3 separate regions of the Homo sapiens genome follow, and regions 2 and 3 are each linked to region 1. Evidence: read pairs that join two places in POLR2A ChIA-PET (ENCODE). Cell type or tissue: Caco-2. All regions are shown on one strand. Links, peaks and the distances in the headings refer to the core of each region. The heading gives the core; the rest is flanking DNA.

Region 1 (4,452 bases), core at 676-3,175:
CCCATCCGTCTGGCTCCTGGGTTATTTAATACCCCCCCAAACTTTGGAAATATTTTAATGTGTTAATATATTATTTTTTAATAAAAAATAATTTTAACAAAAGAAAAATATACCTTTATAGAAAATTTAGAAAATATAAAGACTCAGGCACCTTATCATTTTTATCTCCTGGTTAGCCCTGGGAGGCAGGTACTATTATTTATCCCCATTTTACAGATGAGGAAACTGAGGCTCAGAGAGGAAAATAGCTTGCTGCTTTCACACAGGTCAGAAGGATCTATGCCGGATTTGAGCCCAGGTCTTTCTGATTGCAAGCTGAAGGCGGTCTTGTCTTTGGGATACTCAGTTGAGGGGCTTGGCCTTTGCCTCAGAAGCATTCGACTTGGCCCCTGTCCTTGAGGATGTCCCCTGGCAGCATTTGGTAAAGGTGTTGCGGAGCGCCTAGGAGCCACACTGCCTCTGAGAAGCCCTGCCTCAGATGCCCACCCCTCTGTGTGGCCTTGGGCACACTGCCCAAGCCCCTGTGCCCAGTTTACTCCTCTGAAAAATGGGGATGATGATAGTAATCGTAGGACTTCCCTTAGAGGGCTAGGAGAGGATGAAATGACTAATGTGGTAGAACACTGCCCGGCTCATAGCATCTGATATGGCTTAGATATTTGTCCCCTCCAAATCTCAGGTCAAACTGTGACCCCCAGTGTTGGAGGTGGGGCCTGATGGGAGGTGTTTGGGTCATGGGGGTGGATCCCTCAGGAATGGCATGGTGCCCTCCCATGGTAATGAGTTCACCCCAGGCCCATTTGTTAGAGCCTGGTACCTCCTGCCTCCTCCCTCTTGCTTCCCTCTCTGGCCGTGTTATCTGTGCAGGCCGGCTCCGCTTCACCTCCTGCCATGAGTGGAAGCAGCCTGAGACACTCACTAGAAGCCAGGCAGATGCTGGTGCCATGCAGAACTGTGACCCAAGCAAACTTCTTTTCTGTATACATTACCCAGTCTCAGCTATTCCTTTATAGCATCGCAAAACAGACTAATATAGCATCCAACAACATTAGCCACTGCTACTATTATCATTAGTATTTTAAGTGTGTGCATTTTAATTGCTGGTACACTGTGTGAACTGGCTTGGATGTTTGTCCCCTCCAAATCTCATGTCGAACTGTAATCTCCAGTGTTGGAGGTGGGGCCTGGTGGGAGGTGTTTGGATCATGGGGGCATATTCCTCATGCTTGGCTTAGCGCCATCCTGTGGTGATGAGTGAGCTAATGGGAGATCTGATTGTTTAAAGGTGTGCGGCACCTCCCCTCTCTCTTGTTCCTGCTCTTGCTATGTGACACACAGGCTCCCCTTTGCCTTCCACCATGACTGTAAATTCCCTATGGCCTCACCAGAAGCAGATGCCAGCACCCCACTTCCTATACAGCTTGCAGAACCAAGAACAAATTAAACTTGTTTTCTTTATAAAGACAGACTCAGGCATTTATTTGTATCAGTGCACAAACAGCCTCATACACTGGGCATACGTGTTATATCCTGCTTTCCTTCAATTTACTATTAGCGTTTTTATGTCACAAACTATTCCTCAAAACATTATTTTAATGACTGTATAATAGTCCATCATTTAAATATATTCATAACTTATTCTGTAGTTAACCATCCACCCGTTTCTGGACAATTAGGGGTGTGTGTGGGTGTTTGTTGTAATAAAAAACTCTAAACCAAAAATCCTTGTCTGATTATTTTCTTAGAATTTTACACCTGGAACTCCTGGGTGGGAAGGTATAAACCGTTTAAAGTCTCCGGCAACACACTAATAAATTGCTTCAAAGGAAAGTTCTCAACCGTTACTCTCAGCAGTGTGTGTATTAGGGCCATCCTCACCACACCCTTTCAGGTAGCGAGGTGAGCTTTTTCAAAGTCCACCTTTGTTGCTATTTCTTTACAAGGCAGGTTTTACTACATGTCCTTGGGTTGGTGGGGGTTGGTCCCATGCTCAAGGTGCTTCTACCTATGCTGCCTGTTACAATGTTCTTAAATTAGCTAACAGTCCCATAAACCCTGAGTGGACATATTCACCCTGTTTCCTGCCTGGTCTGTTCTCCTGCGGGTGGAAATATAATTTTCAGTGCTGGAAATTTTTTTTTTTTTTTTTGAGACGGAGTCTTGCTGTGTCACCCAAACTGGAGTGCAGTGGCACCATCTCGGCTCACTGCAATCCCCGCCTCCAGGGTTCAAGCGAGTCTCCTGCCTCAGCGCCCCGAGTAGCTGGAATTACAAGCTCACACCACCACGTCCAGCTAATCTTTTTTGTATTTTTTGTAGAGACAGGGTTTCACCATATTGGCCAGGCTGGTATCAAACTCCTGACCTCAAGTGATCCACCCACCGTGGCCTCTGAAAGTGTTGGGATTACAGGTGTGAGCCACCGTGCCTAGCCAATTCACTGGTTTCTCTGTTTCTCTGTCGCCCCTGCTTTAAGATGTTTAGCATGTGGCCTCGCTCCCTGGTGACAGCACAGTCCCAAAGCCCAGTAATATATTTTAAAGAAGTCTATTAAAGGTACGAGCTTAGCTGGACTGACCCATTATCTGAAATCTGTGTGTGGCCTTCCCAACTTACATTGCCAATACTTGTGCCTGTTTCAACTTGAGATTCCTGTTCGGTGTACTCTCCCTTTAAGTTACCCTACTGCTGGTATCCTAACCTCCCAGAAAGAGAGCTAGAGTTTTATTTTGTTAAAGTAAAATCAGTATTCCCCAGTGCTCTGTATTTTACAAAATGCATTCACACATGACTGCCTTGATCCTCAGAATGATTCTGGGAGTTACTGTGTTTATCTCCATTTTGCAGATGAGCCCCAGAGAGGCGAAGCCACTTGAGCTCGTGAGTGACAGTCAGATGTCAAGCCCTGCTCTTTCTAAAGCGTGCTGCCTTCAGAAAAGAAGAGCCAGAAGGATGGAAATTACTTCAGAAAGATGAATACCAGCTTTGAAGGAATAAAAGCTGACGAGGAATTGAAGGAGTTGAGGCACGAGCTTGAACAGGGTTGCATGTTTGGCCCTTGATTGTAAATGCCCATTGCTGCACCTGTTCCTGTTACTTGGGGAGTTGCAGCAGAAGGAACAGCGGCCTGGGACTCCAGAGAACTGGGTTCCCTCTCATCCCTCCAGGGCCACCACTTCTTGTGGGCCCTTGGGCAAGTCACTGTACTTTCTGAGTCTCAGTTTCCCCATTTGCAGAATGGAAATAACTACCCCGGTCTACCAACTTAGAAGAATTGCTTTGAGGATCTGATAAGGTGGTGTGGATGATGCTGCCTTGGGGGCTTTACAGTCTGGAGCTCAAGGGACCCCTTAAGTTGGGCTTACTTAGTAACTCCAGGGGTGGGCAGAACAGGACTCCAATGAGGGTTTTTTTCTTTTTCCCTTTTTTTTCTTTTCCTATCTCTTAACTTTTATCTTTATTATTTTACAATGCCCTTGTAAGATGAAACAAGTGATGCTGAAATATCTTTTTCTTTTTTAACCTTTATTTTAGAATTGGGGTACATGTGCAGGTTTGTTACATAGGTACAGTGTGGGCTGCTGAGGTTTGGGAGTACGAATGAATTAGTCACCCCAGTGGTGAGCATAGTGCCCGATAAGTGGTTTTTTCAACCCTTACTCCCATCCCTCTCCATTCTTGTGTTCCCCAGTGTCTGCTGTTCCCATTTTTATGACCATGTGTACTCAATGTTTAGCTCCCACTTAGAAGTAAGAACATGCCCAGCACTTTGGGAGGCCGAGGTGGGTGGATCATGAGGTCAAGAGATCGAGACCATCTTGGCTAACAAAGTGAAACCCTGTCTCTACTAAAAACATAAAAAATTGGCCGGGTGTGGTGGTGGGCACCTGTAGTCCTAGCTACTCGGGAGGCTGAGACAGGAGAATCGCCTGAACCGGGGAGGTGGAGGTTGCAGTGAGCTGAGATTGTACCACTGCACTCCAGCCTGGGTGACAGAGTGAGACTCCATCTCAAAAAAATAAAAATAAAAAAATAAAAAGAATGTGGTGTATGATTTTGTTTTCTGTTTCTATGTTAATCCACTTAGGATAATGGCCTCCAGCTACATCCACGTTGTTACAAAAGACACGATTTCATTCTCTTATATGGCTGCCTAATATTCCACGGTGTATATGTACCATATTTTCTTTATCACATCCACTGTTGATCCACACCTGGGTTGATTCCATGTCTGTGCTATTGTGAATAGCACTGCAGTGAACATGTGGGTGCGTGTGTCTTTGTGGTAGAACGATTTCTTTTCCTTTGAGTATAATATATCCATTAATGGGATGGGGCTGACATACTTAAAGTAGAAACGAAAATTGTCATGTGCTCCCCCACGCCCCTCCATTCTACTCTGCAGAGAGACAGCTGCCTGCTGTTTGTGGTTTAGTACACCTCCTTCCAGGC
Region 2 (4,452 bases), core at 1,047-3,546, 370 kb after region 1:
ATAGTTACTCCTTCTGCCAGAAGGCCACCCCCTAATCTGGTTTACCGTGGACACTGAAGTCACTCCCTGTCTCCTGGCCATGAGGAAAACTCCTTTGAGAGGAGCCTCTGAAGCCAGTGGAGAGAGTAAAAAGTGAGAATCCTGCCTAGTTGAACAGGCAGTTCAGCCTGTTCTGGAAAGAGTTAAGGCTGTGTCCATACCAAGCCATTTAAAGAATCTGCCCAGTAGAATCAATATTGTCAAAATGTCCATACTACCCAAAGCGATCTACAGAATTAATTCCATTCCTATCAAAATTCCAGTGGCATTGCTTACAGAAATAGAACAAATAATCCTAAAATTCCTATGAAACCATGAAAGACCCCAAATTACTAAGGCAATCTTGAGCAAGAAGATCTAAGTTGGAGGCATCACACAACCTGATTTCAAATATTATAGGCTGGACATGGTGACTCACACCTGTAATTCCAGCACTTTGGGAGGCTGAGGCGGGAGTTCGAGACCAACCTGGGCAACATAGCGAAACCCTGTTTCTATAAAAGAAAAAAAAAAAATCCAAAAAGTAGCTGGGCATGGTGGCGTGCACCTGTAGTCCCAGCTACTCAGGAGGCCAAGGTGGGAGGATCACTTGAGCCCAGGCATCGCATCAAGGCTGCAGTGAGCCGTAGTCATGCCACTGTACTCCAGCCTGGCTGAAAGAGTGAGATTATGTCTCAAAAAAAAAAATTATAATGCTATAATAATCAACACACACACACACACACACACACACACACACACACACACACACACACGACTATTACTCAGCCTTAAAAAAGAAAATCCTGACATTTGCAAAAACATGGTTGAACCTGGAGGACATTGTGCTAAGTGAAATAGGGCAGACACAGAAAGACAAATACTACAGGATCTCAGTTATATGTGGAATCTAAAAGAGTTGAACTAAGAGAGAGTAGAAGGGTGGTTTCCAGAGAGAGTAGAAGGGTTGTTGGGGAAATGGAGAGATGTTGAGCAAAGGTTACAAACTTGCAGTTATAAGATGAATAAATTTTGGCGACCTAATGTACAGCATGGTAATTACAGTTAATAATATGGTATTGTATACTTGAAATTTGCTAAGAGAGTAGATCTTAAGTATTCTCGTCACAAAAAGTAACTGTGTGAGGTGGTGGATATGTTAATTAGCTTGATTGTGATAATCATGTCACAGTGTGAATATATAACATTTTTATTTGTCATTCATACCTTAATAAAACTGAAAAAAATTTAAAGAATCTGCCCAGGTCACAGGAAGCCATCAGTCATACCCTGAGCTGTTGTGTAAGCTCAAAGAGTATGGTTTATAGCATATGGATGAGTGCTCTTGTGCCAACGCTGGGCTAAACCTTTACATCCAGTGTCTAATTAGGTAGTTTCTGTTATTATCCATGTTTTACCAAGGAGGAAACTGAGGCTTTTGGAGATTACATCATTTGGCCAATGTACCAGAGCTGGAAAGTTGCATAACTAAGATTTCACTTGAGCTTTTTTTAGCTCCACATCTTCTATTTTTTCAGCTACACCAAAACGACTTCTTTAATTTAGCTTTGCTTTTCTGATAATAGTAACCACCACCCTTTATTGAGCATCTTGTCATGTGAGCCAGGCATTATACATCCATTATTTCCAATCCCAGTAGAACCTTACAAGTAAAGTATCATTGTCCCCGTTTCACAGATGAAGAACCTGAGGTTCAGAGAGGTCAGGAATTTTGCCTCACAGATTTCATCTGAGACTAGAGTGAGCTCTCAACTATCATCCTGTACTTCCTTCATTCCTTACCTTTTCAGGTTCCTAGGAGGAAAGGACTCAAAAAAATTATGCATGAATTTCCTTTAATTTCACAACAACCCTAAGGGTTGGGGGTTGATATCTCTGTTTTACAAAAGAAGAAACTGAGGCTCAGAGATGTTAAGTGATTTGCTCAGCGTCATGCAGCTAGCAATTGGTGGAGCCCCGATTCATACAGGCTCTGACCCATAGCTTAAGCTTACTTGCCTCCCCCATTCCCACCCCTCACCCCTCTTCGGCTCTGTCTCCTTGCAATGGGGGCAGAAAATCCAGCCTTTATTTCTCCAGGTCCTAGTAGTCCTGGGAGTCTGGGGGATTTCCAGCTCCTTTGAATTCCCTTTTTTGGCCTCTACTCTGCCTCCAGCACCTCTCTTAAGAGTCCTTTTCACTGTTGTCATAGCAAGGGTCTCATCTGGAGGGAAGCTGCCTTGAGGTTGGAACTATTTGGCTGCTTATCAGCAAGGCTTCAGGGCCTTGCCATAGCAACTTTCCAAGCCACCCATCTTGTGACCTGTTCTGACTCAGGGCCCCTGGGAATCCCCTGGGTGCAGATGTTTGCAGTGACTAGGATGCAGCAGTCGGCTCCCAGGACTCTTTTTCTGGCCAAGGCCATTTTAGGAAGGCTTCTGTTCCAGCTGTGCTGGGAGAGTTGAGGTCCAGAGCCTCCAAACCTTAAGAATGCAGGGTTATGTGATGTCTAGAGCTGGAGTTTTTAGCCAGGGGCTTATGGGTTAAGAGCCCCCTGTGATCATAGGTATGGTTACACACACACGCAGAGAATATATACTTTTCTGGGCAAAGTATCTGTAGCTTCCCTCAAACTCTCAAATGTGTCTGTGACCCTTAAAGTTTAAGAACACTGGTCTAGAGAGAACCCAAAGTGTTGTGGGCCACTGTGCTCCCTTGGCCACCAGCCTCTCAGATGCCAGAATCTTGAGAGAGCACACCAGGCCTCTAGTGTTTCTGCTTAGGCATGAACTGGGATACAGTATCAAATATTGCTGAAGTTCACAATTATAACTATAAATGTACAGCTGTCCTTTGGGATGCCCCAAGTACTTTTATTTATTTATTTATTTTTTTGAGATGGAGTTTCGCTGTGTTGCCCAGGCAGGGGTGCAGTGGCATGATCTTGGCTCACTGCAACCTCCGCCTCCTGGGTTCAAGCAATTCTTCTGTCTCAGCCTCCTGAGTAGCTGGGATCACAGGCGTGCACCACCATGCCCGGCTAATTTTTGTATTTTTAGTAGAGATGGGGTTTTACCATGTTGGTAAAGCTGGTCTCGAACTCCTGACCTCGTGATCCGCCAGCCTTGGCCTCCCAAAGTGCTGGGATTACAGGTGTGAACCACTGCGCCTGGTGCCCCTGGTGCTGTAAAAGTACAACTGTCCTGTGGATGCCCCAAGTACAACCACGAAAATGCATGCCCAGCACCCCAAACATGTCAACATGTTTGAACATAGTATATTCACCCCATAAGTGGTAGCCAATTTTTTATTTTATTAAATATTAAATAAATTAATTTTAAACACATTTTTGTTTTGTTTTACTCTTATCATTGTTATTATTTATTTGGTCAGGAGCCAGGAATCAGATGGTTATTTAGTCACTGAGTGATTAAAATCTATATGTCAGGAGCTGTGCTATATTTCAAAGATACAGTGACAAACAAGAAAGGCAGGGTACCTACCCTCTTGGAATCAGTTGGAATGGCAGATAATGAACAAATGTATCAGCATCATGCCTGGCTCACGGGACATTTCTGTGTGTATTTGTCGAATGACTGTTGAATGAATTTCGACTGAGTCATTATTAGGAAGAAGTCAAGGTGCTGCAGGTGGCAGGCAAGGAAACTTCATCTCTTCTGGTGGGTCAGGGAAGAGGAAGAGGGACTCAGGCTAAAGGGCCTACGCCCCAGGCTGCCAGGAATTACACAGGACTGTTTACAGGGGGCTGGCATTCCCATGAAGACTGGAGGTGTGGGGGGAGGGCTGGAATACTGAACAACCAAGGGCTTAGGAACCTTGAGTAAATGATGTTAATGTGGGCCAGAGGTACGGATGACATCTACACTCTGCTCAAGTAGTGATGGTCCCTGGCTTGCAAACATGTTGCTCTTCCAGGTTCCAAGGGAGGCTGTTGTTCAACCGGTATTTACCTATGTAGCAAGTTCTGGGTTCGGAACCCTACTTCTCTCAGGAGGCAGGAAGGATGGAAGGACATCCCTCCTGCAGCTGAAGACGGCAGAGCCCCAGCCACTGCTGGCAGTGGCCGTGGACACACAGTGCAGTGTCTGAGCAGTGTGTGAAGAGACTCCCTTACTGTCTGAAGGGCTTCACTCACCCTACACTAGTGAGAAGCCTCTGAATATTGTCTTGGAAGGGAAGCATTCACATATTAAGGGTAAAATCAAAGTCAGAGCAAAATTTAAAGTCTGCTCTTTGCCCCTCAAGACCCTGAAAGTCCCCAGTGACTGTCATTCCACTCACCTCCTCTCCCATTCACTGCTCCCCAGCCCCATGGCCTCTTATTAGTCTTTCTGGGCAGCAGGCTCCCCTTGCCTCTTGCATGCTGTGCCCTCTGCCTCGCATACTTAGATGTATATGCAGAAGTGGTTTCTA
Region 3 (4,452 bases), core at 1,152-3,651, 130 kb after region 1:
CCTTACAGTGGCACTTTTGGCTTGTCTCTTCCCTGGCACAGTGGCTCATACCTGTAATCCCAGCACTTTGGGAGGCCAAGGAAGGTGGATCACCTGAGTTCAGGAGTTCCAGACCAGCCTGACCAACATGGTGAAACCCCGTCTCTACTAAAAATACAAAATTAGCCAGGCGTGGTGCTGTGTGCCTGTAATCCCAGCTACTTGGGAGGCTGAGGAAGGAGAATCGCTTGAACCCAGGAGGCGGAGGTTAAAGTGAGCCGAGATGGCGCCATTGCACTCCAGCCTGGACAACAAGAGCAAAACTCTGTCTCAGAAAAAAAAAAAAAAAAAAAAGAACAGATTTAATGAAACTTCTTGAATCCCAGTTTTTACATCTGTAAAATGGGAATATTGACAGTGACAATTCAATGACGTTAAGAATATACAATGCTGACAAACTAAAGAGTTCATAAATGCCAGTGGTTGTCATCCTCATTATCCTGGTGCTCAGGAAGGCAATGTGAGACCTGTTGAAATAGCACGGGCTTTGGGGTCAGATGATGCTGAATTCCAGTTCTGTGTTGGCTCCTTCGTAGTTATGTGACCTCATGACGCCACTTCATGCAGGGGGTTACGTACCACTTAAATCTCCAGAACATTTTGGGAAATTGACATAGGGTTAGCAAACCTCCCCCACCCCCATATAAAAATATTAATACTTTTTTTTTTTCTGAGATGGAGTCTGGCTCTGTCGCCAAGGCTGCAGTGCAGTAGTGCAATCTTGGCTCACTGCAACATTTGCCTCCTAGGTTGAAACGATTCTCCTCCTTCAGCCTCCCGAGTAGCTGAGATTACAGGTGCTCGCTGCCACACCCAGCTAATTTTTGTATTTTTAGTAGAGATGGGATTACACCGTGTTGGCCAGCCTGGTCTCAAACTCCTGACCTCAAGTGATCCACCTGCCTCAGCCTCCCAAACTGCTGGGATTACAGGCATGAGCCACTACACCCGACCAAGAATATTAATACTTTTTTTTAAAAAATATCGAAGTTATTTATTTATTTATTTATTTATTTATTTATTTATTTATTTTGAGATGGAGTCTCTCTCTGTTGCCCAGGCTGGAGTGCAGTGGCACGATCTTGGCTCACTGCAACCTCTGTCCCCCTGGTTCAAACGATTCTCTTGCCTCAGCCTCCCGTTTGCCACCATGCCCGGCTAATTTTTTTATTTTTGGTAGAGACGGGGTTTCACCATGTTGGTCAGGCTGGCCTCAAACTCCTGACCTCGTGATCGGTGCGCCTCGGCCTCCCAAAATGCTGGGGTTACAGGCGTGAGCCACTGCACCCGGCCCCAAAATCTAACGTTTGTTATCACTGTTGTTTTAGAAAAGAAAGGACATTTTAATGCAACCCATGCCCATCTGTAGGGGCTGAAGGTCCCTCTGAGGTGATTGATAAAGCTGAAAAAAGAGACTATGGGAAGAGAAGAGGAATATTATCAATTAGCTATTTTAGAAGCAGGGCAAACTATGAGCTAGGTATTCCTATAAGGAAATGAAATAATTTACTAAAAAACATACAGCAAGAAAATAATAGAGCTGGAGTTTTCTGATTTTTCTGAGTCCAGAATTTGTTTCACTGTTCTCATTTCAGCTCTCTCTAACAGGATGAATGACCTTGATTTCAGAATCCCCAAGCAGGTGGTGAGATCCAAAACTGAGACAAAAGAAACGGGGCTGTTCCAAAAAAAAAGCTAGGTGGCAGGTGTCTAACATGCCAGGGAGCTAAAACAGAGTGTGTGAGTTTCAGCAGCAGGTTGAATTTAGAATGGGGAAGGAGACCAGAGGAGACGCCAGACAGGATGACTTTGTCCCATTGGCCTGGAGGCAGCCCCATGTTTCTCCACCCCTCATATCACTCACCAGTTTGTAATAGTATCTTTGAATGACGATCTGATTAAGGTCCGTCTCCTCCATTAGTCCACAAGTTTCGGGGGTACATCTACTTTGCTCATTTCCATATCCCCAGAGTCTAGCACAAGGCCTGGTACATAGTAGGTGCTCAATAAATATGTTAGATGAAAGGAAGATAACACCTCTATGTACTAGCAGTGAGACTCCAGGCATGCAATTTCTCTCTGTCCTTCAGTCCCTTCATCTCAAGGTTTAATTTAAATATGGTAACGCCTGTATGCAACTCCCAGCATCCAGTAGGCACTCACTAAACACAGTTCTCCACCCTCCTTTTTTCCTCTGCCCCTCCCTCGGTTTTCCCACTACTTCCTGCATGGTGACACACCCATAGTTTGGAGCCATAAAACCCAACCCAGGTTGGACTCTCACCTCTCCAGCCCCTTCTGCTCCGGCCCTGTCCTCAAATTGGGGGGCTGATGTCCCCATACACCTGGCTCTGGGTTCCCCTAACCCCAGAGTGCAGGACTAGGACCCGAGTGGACCTCAGGTCTGGCCAGGTCGCCATTGCCATGGAGACAGCAACAGTCCCCAGCCGCGGGTTCCCTAAGTGACTGGTTACTCTTTAACGTATCCACCCACCTTGGGTGATTAGAAGAATCAATAAGATAACCGGGCGGTGGCAGCTGGCCGCACTCACCGCCTTCCTGGTGGACGGGCTCCTGGTGGCTGTGCTGCTGCTGTGAGCGGGCCCCTGCTCCTCCATGCCCCCAGCTCTCCGGCTGGGTGGGCTTGGCCATGGTCAGCGTGAACGCGCCCCTCGGGGCTCCAGTGGAGAGTTCTTACGGTAAGTGGGGCTGGGGGAAGACTGGACAGGGCGGGACTGCGGTCAGCTTTGGGAGGCCATGGGACACCTCCCCGTGTGTTTCTTACGGGCCCAAAGCTCCTCCTGGAGCTCCTCTGGAAGGGCAGGAAGCCCCACGGAGGCAATGTGACCGCTTCCCTAAGCTCTCAAGCCGGGGCATGGCCTGCTTGGTGCGAGAAGTGCTGGGAGGGGCCGAGAAGCCCTGGGGCAGAGGCTTGGCTCATTTTGTCTGTCCAGAGGCCTTCCTGGGAATGCATCTCAGGGGTCTTTCCAAAACCCCACAGAGGGTGGGGCTTGGAAGCACCGTCCTGTTTCGATGCGGGGCAAATTGAGGTCCACCAGGAGAGGCTTGCTGGGCCTAGGTCACGTTGCTGGTGCATTATCAAGCTGGGCGTGGGACCGGGCAGCTCGGTCGCTCCGCACCTCCGTTGGCTCTGGATAATGGGGAGGAGGTAGAAAGCGCCGCGCAGGGTGGAGCGTTGGAAAATGAGAATATCTTGTGCGGACGTGTGAAACTCAGATGCAGGGCTAGAAAGCATGTGTTACTGAGAGTGAAAGGCTCAGGCTCACTCCTTAGGGTGACCCCCACATTGGAAGCAACCCAATGTCCCTCAGCAGAGGGAAGACGGGTAAATAAAGCGTGAGACGTCTTTACAGTGGAATGCTATCCCATTGTTCAAGGAAACAACGCACATCTGTGTGTGACAGGGAAGAACCTCTCAGTTAAATTAAGTGAAAACGGTACACTGAAGAACTGTGTAGTTGCTGATAGCGAAACGGATATAGATGTATATATGTACACACGCGTATACGTGTACATTCCACGCATAGAAAATTCGTGGAATGACACAATAAAATTGGTGACAGGTTTGTTTCTGAGGAGGGAAATTCAAGAGAATGTTTTATCTTTTGGGGACACATTTTGGATTTTTTAAAAGTTGGGTGCCTTTTATAAACCTGTTCAAATCACACACCCGCACAGAACTTGGTCTCTGGAATCCAGCAGACCTCGGGGTCTAGTTGTGACTCTGTCACACGGCTCAACATTCACGTGCCTCTTGCTTTCTTTCTGAAGTGGAGACAGGACTAGGATGTGTCTTAAGATCATGGTGGATGCCGTGGGGAACAAGGATGTAAAGCCCTTGATACCACGTGCATTGCAAAGACACAATCAACATTTATGTCATCAATTGCTGAGGACAGAGGGCCAGGGAATGACAGAATCAGGGCCTGATCTCCTGACTCTAGTCAGGAAGAATCTTCTTTGCTTTGACCCCCATCAAACAGGAATATGTGATGCACTGGAAATGGCAGAGGCTGAAGAAACCAACAGCCTGGGAACCCATCCCACACACCAGCTGTGTGACCTTGGGCAAGACATTTCCCCTCTCTGAACCTATTTCCTCATCTGTAAAATGAAGATAACAACAGGACCTATCTCCCAGAGAGCGGGGAGATTAGAGGAGATAGCATAGAGGAGATTAAGGGTGAGGCCACCCTTAATCCACAATTTTAAGACCTGGAGTATAGATGCCAATGGATGACTTGGTTGAACCTGTGGCTAGGGGAAGACATTGTCTCTCAAAGGGGCCAGACAGCTTCTGGGGAAGGACAGCCCAGGTCATAAGGCTAAGCTAGGGGTGAACAGAAGGCCCCACAGTGTCTCTTAAAGGATGATACAATAATATAACCTGAC

What was found. ChIA-PET counts read pairs that join two places held together with the same protein. Peaks named below come from ENCODE experiments on the same cell type or tissue, not always from the same donor. Only the 100,000 strongest peaks of a DNase experiment are listed, where the experiment ranks them.
Region 2: POLR2A ChIA-PET joins it to region 1 with 5 read pairs; 4 of 35 experiments call an interaction of 5 or more read pairs at or near these places.
Region 3: POLR2A ChIA-PET joins it to region 1 with 5 read pairs; 6 of 35 experiments call an interaction of 5 or more read pairs at or near these places.

Annotation. Positions count from the first base shown.
Region 1 is chr20:44,221,974-44,226,425 of GRCh38, forward strand. It overlaps OSER1-DT (OSER1 divergent transcript), which reads left to right. Exons shown (of 3, transcript NR_038339.2): 3 at 2,848-4,054. Among named protein-coding and RNA genes, the nearest start is that of OSER1-DT, 13 kb to the left of the region's middle. In Caco-2, for the core only: no CTCF peak of the experiment used is centred there; a DNase peak (open chromatin) is centred at 1,929.
Region 2 is chr20:44,592,619-44,597,070 of GRCh38, forward strand. All of the region lies in intron 2 of PKIG (cAMP-dependent protein kinase inhibitor gamma), which reads left to right. Among named protein-coding and RNA genes, the nearest start is that of PKIG, 12 kb to the left of the region's middle. RefSeq lists enhancers at 2,194-2,303, 2,334-2,443. In Caco-2, for the core only: no CTCF peak of the experiment used is centred there; no DNase peak of the experiment used is centred there.
Region 3 is chr20:44,353,116-44,357,567 of GRCh38, forward strand. It overlaps HNF4A (hepatocyte nuclear factor 4 alpha), which reads left to right and starts at 2,584. Exons shown (of 10, transcript NM_175914.5): 1 at 2,584-2,738. The coding sequence starts at 2,690. R3HDML-AS1 (R3HDML antisense RNA 1) reads right to left here and starts at 2,127. Exons shown (of 4, transcript NR_184036.1): 1 at 1,904-2,127. HNF4A-AS1 (HNF4A antisense RNA 1) reads right to left here. Exons shown (of 3, transcript NR_172878.1): 3 at 3,629-4,452. RefSeq lists an enhancer at 1-415. In Caco-2, for the core only: no CTCF peak of the experiment used is centred there; DNase peaks (open chromatin) are centred at 2,486 and 2,906; H3K4me3 peaks cover 1,910 bases.